Linked DNA regions of Homo sapiens: region 1 is linked to region 2. A link is a contact called in ENCODE Hi-C or POLR2A ChIA-PET data. All regions are on one chromosome and are shown on one strand. Each heading gives the region's core, a stretch centred on a gene start or an enhancer-like site at or near the end of the contact. The rest is flanking DNA. Distances are from core to core; before and after follow the strand shown.

What was found. A loop is a pair of places that touch in the nucleus more often than their neighbours do. ChIA-PET counts read pairs that join two places held with the same protein, here RNA polymerase II (POLR2A). Pooled maps may share reads with other maps.
Region 1: a map of CD14-positive monocyte shows a loop between it and region 2 (2.9-fold over the local background). The contact joins two enhancer-like sites. A Hi-C loop is called at or near these places in 14 of 168 maps with a recorded cell type or tissue (B cell, CD14-positive monocyte, GM12878 and 10 more), 27 of 37 single-sample maps with no recorded cell type and 17 of 50 pooled maps. POLR2A ChIA-PET finds 5 or more read pairs at or near these places in 13 of 52 experiments (AG04450, H1, HEK293 and 10 more).

The regions. Positions count from the first base shown.
Region 1 is chr12:124,507,932-124,513,887 of GRCh38, reverse strand. The region is part of intron 2 of NCOR2 (nuclear receptor corepressor 2); the gene reads left to right. LOC105370047 (a long non-coding RNA gene) reads right to left here and starts at 666. Exons shown (of 3, transcript NR_188646.1): 1 at 191-666. RefSeq lists enhancers at 551-845, 488-1,036, 1,037-1,585, 5,025-5,134, 4,662-5,247 and 1 more and a silencer at 5,309-5,523. Within about 2 kb of position 3,932, at least 22 of the 41 ENCODE cell types and tissues checked have a DNase peak (open chromatin) inside an H3K27ac peak, as active enhancers do; they include PC-9, where a contact is called at or near this core.
Region 2 is chr12:124,541,422-124,546,986 of GRCh38, reverse strand. The region is part of intron 1 of NCOR2 (nuclear receptor corepressor 2); the gene reads left to right. Among named protein-coding and RNA genes, the nearest start is that of NCOR2, 23 kb to the left of the region's middle. RefSeq lists enhancers at 2,413-2,947, 4,016-4,549. Within about 2 kb of position 1,311, at least 7 of the 41 ENCODE cell types and tissues checked have a DNase peak (open chromatin) inside an H3K27ac peak, as active enhancers do; they include PC-9, where a contact is called at or near this core.

The DNA of each region.
Region 1 (5,956 bases), core at 2,683-5,182, 36 kb after region 2:
GGAAAAGTTCTCATGCTTTTTCTCTGACTGCCACTGGGGTACCCACCAAGCATCCCAAGAGAGCTACCCCTCCTAGATACAGTCATGAGAAGGAACCCAGGGATGCTGTAGGTACGGGGAGTGGGGGAGGGGTGGTGACAGCCTCAGCCTTGTGTGTTGAGGACCAAGGCGAGGTGAGCATTCCACATACCTTAGTTCATTGTGTCCTTCCCATAGCCTTGTAAAGTCGGCACAGAGTCACCCTCTCCTGATAAGGCACAGAGAGGGTAGGCAGCTTGCTCAAAGACACACAGCTGCAGGCCTGCAGTATTACCAACTGAATGGCATTTCCAAGGCAGTTGCTTCTTTGCTCAAGGTCATGCTTAGCATGTTAAGGGGATCATCCTGTTTCATCCCCAAAAGTCCCTCTACTATCCCTATCTTCCGAGGCGGGTCCTGTTTTCTGGGGATCTGGCTCAGAACTGGCAGGGGCCCGTTTCCCAGGCTGAGAGAGTGCGCCTCATTTAGCCCAGAGCAGAGGCCCAGAGATGCCCACACTTCTGAAGGTTGGGGGTCAGTTTCCAGTGTGGCTTAGAAGTTAGAGGGCAGGAGGGGCACCCCAGAGTGGAGGAACTGCCCTCTTCCTCCGGAGTCGTTCATTTGCATGACAATGAGCCCTTTGTTCCTGAGGCCAGCCTCCTTCCCAGGCTAATAACATAATTCCTGGCCTGTGATGTCATAATGGGCCCTTTCTGTGGCTGGGGTCAGAGGCTGGGTGGGCAGCTGTGTGGGCTGGGCCAGGCCTGCTAATAACCAGGGAGGTGGTGATTGCCAGGGGCCTGTGTGCCAAGCTGCCTCCTTCCAGGGTCTCGCTGAGTCCTCCCGAGAGAGCAGCGGGAGGTGGGATTTGCTCCCCTGTTGACACTGGAGCAAGCTGAGCCTCCAGGAAGCCCTCCCTGGCCCCACCGTTTGTCTGGTCCCCCTCGATGAGCTGCTTCAAGCTTCTTGGCCTGTGGAGTGGGGGTGACTCACTGTCAGTTTGGCCCTCGGCCGAGAGGCGTGGGCGTGAGAGTCCCTTGTTTCCTGTAAACTGGAGGGAGGCCAATACCCAGCGGCTACTGTGTTGGGGCCACTCGGAAAGCCAGGTTCAAACCTTGGCCCCACTTGGTCCCCTGGGCATCGGCTGAACTCCCTGTGCCTCCGTTTCCCCCTCTGCTTCATGGGGTTCCGCTGGGGCTTGGGCTCAGAGCTAGGCAGGGAGTGAGCTTTCAGGAAATGGGCAATGTCAGAAAAGGCGGGGGCTGGTGGAGTGGGGTGAGTGGTGATACCCCCAAGAGTTAGGTCCATGTCCTAGTAACCCAGCCCCTGTCAGAGAGAGACCGTATTTGATAAAAGGGTCTTTGCAGATGTGTTTTGAGATGAGCTCATCCTGGGTTACCCAGGTGGGCCCTGAATCCAAAGACCAGTGTCCTTAGAAGAGACAGAAGAGGAGAGAGCAAGACTACATGAACTACAGGAAGACAAAGGCAGAGATTGGAGGGCTGAAGCCGCAAGCCAAGGAATGCCTGGAGCCACCAGCATCTGGAAGAGGCAGAAAGGAGCCTCCCTTTGAGCTTCTGGAGGGAGTAGGGTCCTGCTGACGCCTTGATTTTGGACTTCCAGGCTCCAGAACTGTTAGAGAATAAATTGCTGTCGTTGGCCGGGCGAGGTGGCTCATGCCTATAGTCCCAGCACTTTGGGAGGCCGAGGTGGGCGCATCACTTGAGCCCAGGATTTCAAGATCAGCCTGGGCAACATGGCGAGACCCTGTCTCTACAAAAAGCACAAAAATTAGCCGGATGTGGTGGCGGCTTGCCTGTAGTCCCACGCTGAGGCAGGAGGATCAATTGAGCCCAGGAGGTCAAGGCTGCAGTAAGCCATGATTGTGCCACTGCACTCCACCCTGGACCACAGAGTGAGACCCTGTCAAAAAATAATAAAAAAATAAAAATAAATCACTGTTGTTTTAAGTTTCCTGGTTTGTGGTCATTTTTATGGCAGCCCTAGGAAATGAACACAGCTGGCGACGCCAGTCTCTGGAGGTGGGGGAACTGGCCCTGGCGGGGGTTGGTACTGTTCCCCACTCCAAGCCTGAGGGTGCAGGACAAGTTTGGGTGGCCGAGAACCCCTTTGTGCCTGGGAGTGCATGAAGCCCCATTCGGGGAGTCTGGACTTTCCAGGAAGGACGCCTTGCTTGAACCTGCCTTTCTTGCCGAGAACCAAATCCACAAGGCCCTAGACCCCACCTGCCGCCTGCTGTTCGCTGTCCCCTCAGACAGCCCTGCTAAGGGGACAGGACCCAGAGGCAGGAGGCTCTCGGATTCTACCCCGGCTTTGCCCCAGGCCCCGGACGCCCTTTCCCCACGCGTCTGGTGACTCCTGCAGAACCCGGGTTGCACTCATCCCCCAGCAAGCCCCAGGTTTGCCGGGTGCCCTTGACAAATGGAGAAACTAGGCCCAGAGAGGGCAGGCTACTTGGCAGAGGCCACACAGCTCCTTAGTGGCACTGACGGCCTTACAGTCTCGCCACGGGGGCTGGCACTGGGGCTTCCAGGAGTGGGGATCAGAGTTCTCGGCCACTTGGAGACCTGGAGTGGAGCCGGCCGGCTGTGTGGACCTGGGGTCAGTTACCTGATATTTGGGACACTCGGCTGCCTTTGATGGACCTGGCCTGGTGTAGGTGGTACCCCGAAATCTGGGCTTTAAGCACACCCTGTCTGTGCTCTCAGCCTCAGTCTCTCTGTTTGCAAACTGGTCTTTGAGCTTCAGCTCCACGTCTGCGATTTTGCTCTTAGCATGTTCATGCATTCAGCAAACATTTATTGAGCACCTGCCATGTGCAGTGTGCTGGGACTCTGGGGGACACAAAGGTGTGACTCTTGCTTCATGGATCTTGTGTTTGGGGCTGTGGGGGGAGAGGAAATGCAGCAGCACAGGTTGGAGTCCAGATTCCGGGTTCTGATGAGGGAGGTCACGGAGCTGGGCCGTGAGGGAGGTGAGGATGTGGCCTTTCGTCTCCTCCTGGGCCCGGGGTGGACAGTGTGCAGCAGGCTCTCAAGTGGACATGGAGATGCCCACAGCCTGTCCGCGGCGGCCCATGGGCACCTCTGGCTGGCAGGACCTGGCCTGGTCTTGTGAGCAGGGACATGGGATGGGAGGGCTGCAAGGCCTGGCTCCAGCCTGGTGGGAGAGACAACAGTCTCCTCTAACCTAAGCAGCAGGCATGGGTATGCTGGTGACAGGGTCCCAGGACACAGTGGGTGAGCTGGACACAGGAGGTGGCTCGCCTGGGTTTGCATCCAGGCTGTGCCCTTGTTGGCTGTGTGACCTTGGGCAAGTTGCTCGGCCTCTCTGTGCCAGTCTCTCCAGCTGTAGAATGGGGATGATAACAGAATCCCTCACGGGGGCGCTGTGAGGAAGGAGTTGGTGCCACCAAGTGTTGTGTTGGGGACTGGCTGTGCCAGTGGCTGCGAGGTGTTCCCTCCCGTGGCTGCTCAGGGCAGCGGCGTGGAAGATGGAAGTGGCATTTGCTCATCTTCCCGCTGCCCTGCTCCTCCCTGTGCAAATAGCCTCAGTCTTCCACCTAGGAAACGGGAGCTGTAACAAGCACATGGCCCCATGGAGGTCGGGAGGAGAAGCGGAGCTGGGGTGCATCAGTGCCTGTGGGGTGGGGGCTTGGGGTCGCCACCTGCTCCAGATTGAGGCCTTGGCTGCCCCCGAGGCCTGGAACAGCCACTTGTTTTACAACCCAGGAAACTGAAGGCCTGGCAGGGATGGCCCCAAGACATGCCCATGGGTACAGCCCATGTGGTGGCTCCTGGCTGCAGACAATGCCTCTTTTTTCTGGCCTGGCGGGAGCAGCCCAGGCTTGCTCAACCTGGCCTAGGTTTATCAGCACATTTGGTTCTGCGGTGCGGCTAGCAGACATTCCCTCCAAGAGAGATCGTGATGTTCCTCCGGAAACCGAGGTCCGGAGGCTCAGGTTACTGTGGGGGGCGGCCGTCGGGGGGTGTGTCTGCCTCTGAGAAGTGACCCAGATCAGAGCTGGGCTGTGCTGGGCAGTGTTCATCTGCAAAGCTGCCGCCTGCTCTTTCACCCATGAGAGCCACTGACAGCTCAGGAAGGGACTGGGAGCCACCCACTTTCCCTTCAGGGTGACACAGGACAGGCCTCTCCCTGGCTCCTGCCTGGCCCCTTCCCCCTACACTGAGTCTGGCCTGGGTCTCCCATTCCATTTCTCTGGCCTCTTCTTGGCTGGCTTTGGACCTGTCCTCACCTACATGGATAAGGGACCTAGCGGGTGGAAGAGATCTGATTCCAGGGAGATCCTATCTGAGAGTTTGTGTTTTAGGAGGGTTGCTATCTTAGGTCTCTTGGTTGCAATGGACAGACTCCCTCTGCCTCCTGCATTTAGCACAAATAGTTCAAGTAACTAAAAAACCTCAGAGAAGCTTCAGGCACAGTTGGGTCCAGGTGCTCCCCACTTTCAGTCCCTGTTAGCCTGAGACTAATAATTGCAGTTCAGTAGCCCCAGTGGAAGGACAGCTTCTTGTTCCCAATATTCCAGCAAATATCATGGGAATGAGTTTTGTTGCCTCAGCTTGAGAGTTCAGAGTTAAGCCCCCCCCCCCCCCACCAAAGCCAGTGCCACTTTGGCTGGAGGGCTGGGTCAGCCTCCCTGAGACCCCAGGACTGAGGGTGCAGGGGGGGTGGTTGCCCAGGGAAATTGGGGTGTGGCATGCACGGAGTGGGGCCGGGTGGGCAGAGACACTGTGTCTTGCTCCCTGTGTTGGAGATGGGGCCAGGTTGGGGTCCCTGCCTGGCCTGCCTTTCATGGCCAGTGTGTGTGTGTCCCATTGGGGTGGAGCAGGTGGCGCCGATGAGTCACTGGGTAAGTTTCATTCCTGTTATATTTAATAGTTGAGGGCCTCTTGGGTCCCCCCTCCAAGCCGTTGCTGGCGCTCCACCTCCTGTCCCCCCATCAGCCCGCTTCAGCTCCCCAGCCTTCCCTCACCTCTCTTGTGGCGTCCAGTGACCACGTCATAAGCCACAGGTCATGTCCTGGCAGCCCCTGGGCTGTATTTGGCTGTCAGACTGATTTATTGGGTTGGTTTTATAGTCAGTGTTTTTTTAGAAATATCGGGAGATGTCTCAAAATTGGGCTTCTTGGCTTTGCTGGAAAGATTTGGATGCCGTGGACCCCCTGCCCCACGTGGACCCTGTTCCAGCAGGGTCTGGAACATCAGGAATGTTTGGGGGCCACATTCCTGGGTCTCTGCTCAGTGTTGGCTGGGGCTGAGCTGCGGTCACCCCCTTCCTGCGGGCCCCTCCCCTCGGCGTGGTGCCTGCCTGGGCCCTTGTGTTCCGGCAGGGTCTTGGGTATCTACAGCTCTCCTCTTGCTTTTTGTCCCTGCCCTTCTTCGGGTGGATCATCCGATCCCAGGTAGACGCTTAGCTTCAGCCGTCGCCACTCCTGGGCGCTGAAGCATTTGTTTACTGTCTGAGCTCCTGGCTGCAGGGGCCATAGGACCTTTTGGGTTCTTGATCACTGTCCCGTCATCAGACATTTATTGATCAATGCCCCTGGGGTAATTGAATGGCCCAGATGCGTCCACTTCTGAGCATTGGACAGAGCTGACGTAAAGTGGATTCTTCCCGTTTAGCCTGGGAGCCCAGGCGGCAGTGGGGTCCTCCCATCCAGGCCCTTTGTGGTCCAGCCTGGCCACTTGCTGGGGGCTGGGATGGGTTGGGGAGGCAGGAGGGGACCCTTGTTGAGTGGGTGGGCTCTGTCGCCCTGGACGCTGCTGCTGGCACAGCTATTCTTAGCAGCAGAAACATTTGTCCTCATTCACATGTGGTGGATGCCTCCAGGGATCTACCCTGAAATACTAGAGGCGACCCCATAAATTCCTCAGAAAGCCATCCTTGAGGGCCTGCG
Region 2 (5,565 bases), core at 62-2,561:
AATATTATAAAAAGACAATGTTAACGGTATGCTAGCATCACTACTCTTGTGCTTTGGGGCCATTGTTCAGTCAGATAAGGGCTACTTGAATACAGGCACTGCTCTACCATCACAGTTGATCTGATTCCCGGGATGGACACTCACAGGCAGGACCGTCTGCAGAGTGGGTCCTCCCGGGCAGAGGGAGGGGTCATGTCCTGGGCTGGACAGGACGCGACGGTGCAAGATCTCATCATGCTACTTAGAACAGCGTGCAATTTAAAACTTAGGAATTGGCTGGGCGCGGTGGCTCATGCCTGTAACCCCAGCACTTTGAAAGGCCAAGGTGGGTGGATCTCGAGGCCAGGAGTTTGAGACCAGCCTGGCCAACATGGTGAAACCCTGACTATACTAAAAATACAAAAATTAGCTGAGCGTGATGGCAGACGCCTGTAATCCCAGATACTCAGGAGGCTGAGGCAGGATAATCACTTGAACCCAGGAGGTGGAGGCGGAGGCTGCAGTGAGCTGAGGTCACACCACTGCACTCCAGCCTGTATAACAGAGTGAGAAAAACAAAACAAAACAAAAACCCAAAACCCAAAAACTTACGAATTGTTTATTTGTGGAATTTTCCGTTTGTTTTCAGACCACCATACTGAAACTGTGGAAAGCTGCCGTGGCTAAGCAGGAACTGCTGTACATATTTATTAAGCCCTTACTGTATGCTGGGCATTCACTCTTACTGTAGGCAGGCATTCGCTCACTGAGCCTCTGAGTCAGCCCTGTGAGCTGAGTTTCTATTTTACGGCGAGGAAACAGGCAGGCTCGGAAGGGTTAAGCCACGTGCCCAGGGTCACAGAGCTAGAAAGCAGTGCAGCTAGGTTTTGAACCCGGGTCTCAGACCCTATCCTGAGATCACGAGACCTGTGCTCTGTGGCCTTGCTGCAGGCTGAGCCCTGCAGGGAGCAGAAACAGCCTGTGCCTGGGATGGGTCTCTCCTGCCTGTCTATGCTTCACCTATGCATACCCCTGAACTGCTGCCCCAGGTAATGTGTGGCTTTGCATGTGTCCTGGGTGACACGGAGACTCTGAGGTGGGGCCAGTTCACAGCTCTGCCTGTGTGCATGGAACTTTGCTCATCTGCCGGGCCCAGAGAGGGTCCCCAGGCTGAAAGGCTGTTCCACGCCACTCGTCCCCCACCCCCACCCTCACCCTGACCACAGAAGCAAGAACTTCCCAGCACGGGGCGGCGCAGGGAAGCAGCGTGGCTCACTCTGTGGAGTATGTGGGGCCACTGGGCTGTTTCAGTTTCTGCTGCGTTTCTTGCTCTGACTCAGGGCCCTGACCCCAGCCGGGCCACTTGGGCTTCTGAACGCCTGCTGGGCTGAGCTGAGCTCACCGGTACATGAGAAAGATCCCGGGCTGAGCTGCCCTTGCCTGGCGTCTTTGGGCCTTGGTTTTCCCATCTGTGTGGTGGGGGCTTCGAGGGTCCCCGTGTGTCGGTGGGTTGGTGTGGAGGGATTGGGTGTGGACACCAGGGGCTGAAAGCTGATGGGGACCCATGGGGAAACCTGTGCCTCGGACCCCTCCAGACCAGAGGCTCCTGCAGAGCCCTGCCCATGGAAGATCTGGGTCAGGGGCTGCCTTGTCTCTGGGTGCTTCTGTTGTCACTGGCCTCTGGCCCCAGCCTGGTGGTCACCAAAGCCTATGTTTCCCCTGGGCCTGCTGCGGAGGTGGGAGGCAGGGAAGGTGGGCTCTTATCCAGTCCTCTCATCGTGGCCCTCCGAGACTCTGCTCCCTCCCCCTGGGCCCCGCTTCTGGGTGTTCGAGGTGCTGGGGACATTGGTGTCTCAGTAGGGTTGCAGGCTGGCAAGGGGCCCTGGGGAGGTGGCCTGGTGAACCCCGATGGTGAGCTTCAACTGAGCACTGCTGGGTGCCAGGTTGTAAATTTCTCTTCAGAGTAGCCCCTGGCATCATCCCCGTTTTACAGATGGGCACACTGAGGTTCCGAGAAGCAAGGCACCTTCCTCAGGCTTTAAAAAATGACAGCACTAGGGCTGGAGCGGGAGCCAGCCTGATTTTAGCCACCTAATATAATTGCCTCCGTTTCACCGAGAGGAAACTGCCTCTGCGAAGTTGAGCAGCACACACAGGGGTCGCAGTCTCCTGCCAAGATGAGATGGCTCAGGGATTTGATCTGGGTCTCAGGCCCATTTGGGGCCCACCGGGGACTCTGTATGTCAGCCCCACTTGTGCCTGGCTGTCCCCTCCTGTGTGTGGGCACCGGCTGAATGGTGGAAGCAGGTCCCTCCTGGGAGCAGGTCACGGGTGCTGGGGCTGCATCCCTGACCTACCCTGGGCCCGGGCGGGTGTGGAGGCAGAGGAGGATGTCCTGGGGGTTTGAGTGGGGGCGGAGCCTGCTTGTGAGGTGGAAGGTGGGGCAACTGAATCAGTGTGGGCCACCCTCCCACCCTGAATATCCCCAGGCCCTCGTGACAAATCTCTTTCACCATCTCTTGACCCAGCAATTAATTGCTTCTGGCGGATGGTGCCCCCGCCCTCCAGGGAGCTTCTAAAGGCCAGACCCTGCTCCTGGGCGGGCAGCCCGGGGCAGAGGCTGGGGAGAGTCTGCAGTGGTTTTTCTGTTCAGCTGCAGATTCAGGGGTCCCCAGGCCAGGCAGCCTCTCTGGGAGAAGCCAGCAGCTGACATTTTGGGGTACTTGCTCTGCCTATCTGTGGGGCTAAACCTGAGTTCATCTACAGCATACTGTGAGGCAGGTGTTGTGATGTTCCTCTTTTACAGACAGGGTCACTGCGGGGCATAGAGAGGTTTCCCGAAGCTTCCATCTCATCCAGCAGTCTCCAGTGCACCCTTTCCATTCATCTCCCTCCCCGCTGGGGCTCCCCGGGCAGGGGGTGCCGGGCAGAGGCGGCGTCGCTGGTGCTGACTGACGCTGAGTGTGGATCCCAGTCCTGGGAACTCTCTGGGAGGGCTTTCTTGCCTCACTGCCTCCATCTGCACAGGGGGAGGATGTGGGGCGGTTGTTAAGAATTAAACGAGTTAATCATCGTAAGGGGCTTAGCATTGTGCGGAGGCAGCGAAACCCTGAGCTTCAGGCACCGAGGGGCTGTCGGTGCCTGTGAGGGTGAGGGGGCTGGACAGACAGGTGGACGGACAGCTGGCCTTTCCGTGCTGCCGCGTGGGGCCTCCGCGGCCTCCCGGCCTGGGCTGCGCTCCCTGCCCTGTCGTGGCCCGTGCTTGGCCATGAGCCAGGCTGCTGCCACCCCGACAGAGCCCGCGTCCCCCTTCCCTCCCAAAAGCGGTCGATACCCCGGCTCCTTCCTGGCCTCTAATTGCTCCTGCCGGCTGCTGTCTCTGATGGCGGCCCCACACCCCGCAGCGAGGAGAGGGGCGGCGAGGTTTCTGGGAAGCCTAGTCCCTGCTAAATCCACGGCGCTGTCGGGGTGGAGAATGGAGTGGCCGAGGGCAGAGGGTCAGATGCTCGGGGTCCCGTCTCCCCGCCCCTCACTGGCTGTGTGACCTGGGGCAGGTAACCCCGTGTGGGTCTGTTTCCCCACCCCTGAAACAGGGTCCGGACAGTGGAGATGCACGTGGCCTGGCAGGAAGTGAGGGCTGTTATTATTGTGATGATCGTTGTCATGGTTTTTTGCAGCGGCTCCTCCCCAGTCGCTATGCCCGGTGTCAGTGCAGCCTTCCTTGTTGGGAGCAGACAGGTGGCCCTGGGGCTGGGGCGCGTTCCTGGGCAGGGCACGGGGTTGCTCCTCAGTCCCCCTCTGGACGGGGCTGCGGCCCATCCCCACCTCCCTACTGATCCCATTGCAGGCCCTGATCACTCACATCCATGCTGCCAGCCCCCTTGGCCTTGGTCTGGTGGCCCTTGCCCTAGCTGGTGGAGGAGGGATGGGAGGGAGAGAGGCTGTGACCCCCATCTTCGCCCACCCACCCGCCCTTGGCTGTTGCAGTCCAGTGGGGACTGAGACCTTGGTGAACTCTGGGTGGCTGCCTCTGCAGATTCCAGGAGGGCTGGCACGGGGCAGGCTGCCTCAGCTGTCCCTGGAGAAGGAAAACATATCCCGGCGGCTTCTCAATGGAAGGGCTGCGGAGCCTGCCTCCCTCCCGCTCTGGCTGTCTGGACTGCTGGCTACCACAGGGACGGGGACCAGGTGACACCACTGCAGGAGACAGGGGAGGCTCCTTGTTCACCCCGTGTGGGAAGATGTATCCGGTGGACCCCGGCCGGCCCTGGGAGGGCGGTGAGCCGCCTCCATGTCTCACGGCACCTAGGTTGTGCTGTGCTGGAAGTCCCCAAACTCCAGCCTGCAGGGAAGGCTTCTGGGAGTCATGCCTGCCCCTTGGGGGCCAGGGTCTGATCTGTGGGTCTGCGGGGTCCAGTTTAGAGCTTCTGCGGAGCACGCCCCGAGGCTGGCTCATGCTGGCCTGGCAGGTTCCTAGGGCCTGGGACGGGCGCTGAGGGTCTTGGCCTCGGTGCCCAGGGCAGAGGTGGCCTGGAGTGGAGCCTGGGCTGCTGTCGCCCACCTCGCCCATCTCTGTGGGCCCTGTGGGTGCTCAATCAACACCCGTCCTTCTCCCTTCTGGAAGATGTCCCTCATGTGGCCCTGCCAAGGGTGTGGCTGTTGTGGCCGGTGTGGCCGCTGGTCAGGGGAGGCTGGGCTGAGAGGGAGGATTTATACTGAGCCCTGGGCTTGAGTAATCATGGGTCCTGGAGGCACAGGAGCCCCGAGGCAATGGCCCGCCCTGTTCCTGTGGCTGCTGCAGGTCTGGTGGGAAAGGCTCCAGAGTCCAGACACCAAGCCCTTGCCCAGCATTGAGGCTGGAGCCCCACAGTTCTGATCCTCCATGCAGGAAGAGGCTGAGGCTGGGTCTGGGAGGGCAAGAGGTCGATGCCTCCATGGAGCCCTCAGGGATTGACCCAAAGGTGTCCTCGCTGGCCCTGCCCCACACTGTTCCTACTCAGTTATGTGTTCCACTGGAGCACGTGGCTCCCCTCCTGTGGCCAGGAACACAGCCCCCATCCCCTTCCAGCTCTCCACTCCCCATCCCCCTCCAACTCTCCACCCCCTCCCCCTCCAGCTCTCCACTCCCCACCCCCTCCATCTCCACTCCCCACCCCCTCCATCTCCACTCCCCATCCCCCTCCATCTCCACTCCCCATCCCCCTCCATATCCACCCCCATCCCCCTCCATATCCACCCCCATCCCCCTCCATCTCCACTCCCCATCTCCCTCCAGTTCCACTCCCCATCCCCCTCCAGCTCTCCACTCCCCACCCCCTCCATCTCTACTCTCCATCCCCTTCCATCCTCACCCCCATCCCCCTCCAGCTCCATCCCCACCCCCCCACCATCTCCACTCCCCACCTGCTCCATCTCCACTTCCCATCCCCTTCAATCTCCACTCCTCATACCCCTCCATCACCACTCCCCTTCCCTCTCCATCTCCACTCCCCACCCCTCCATCTCCTCCTCCATCCCCTTCCATCTCCACTCCCCGTCCCCCTCCAGCTCTCCACTCCCCATCCCCCTCTAGCTCTCCACTCCCCA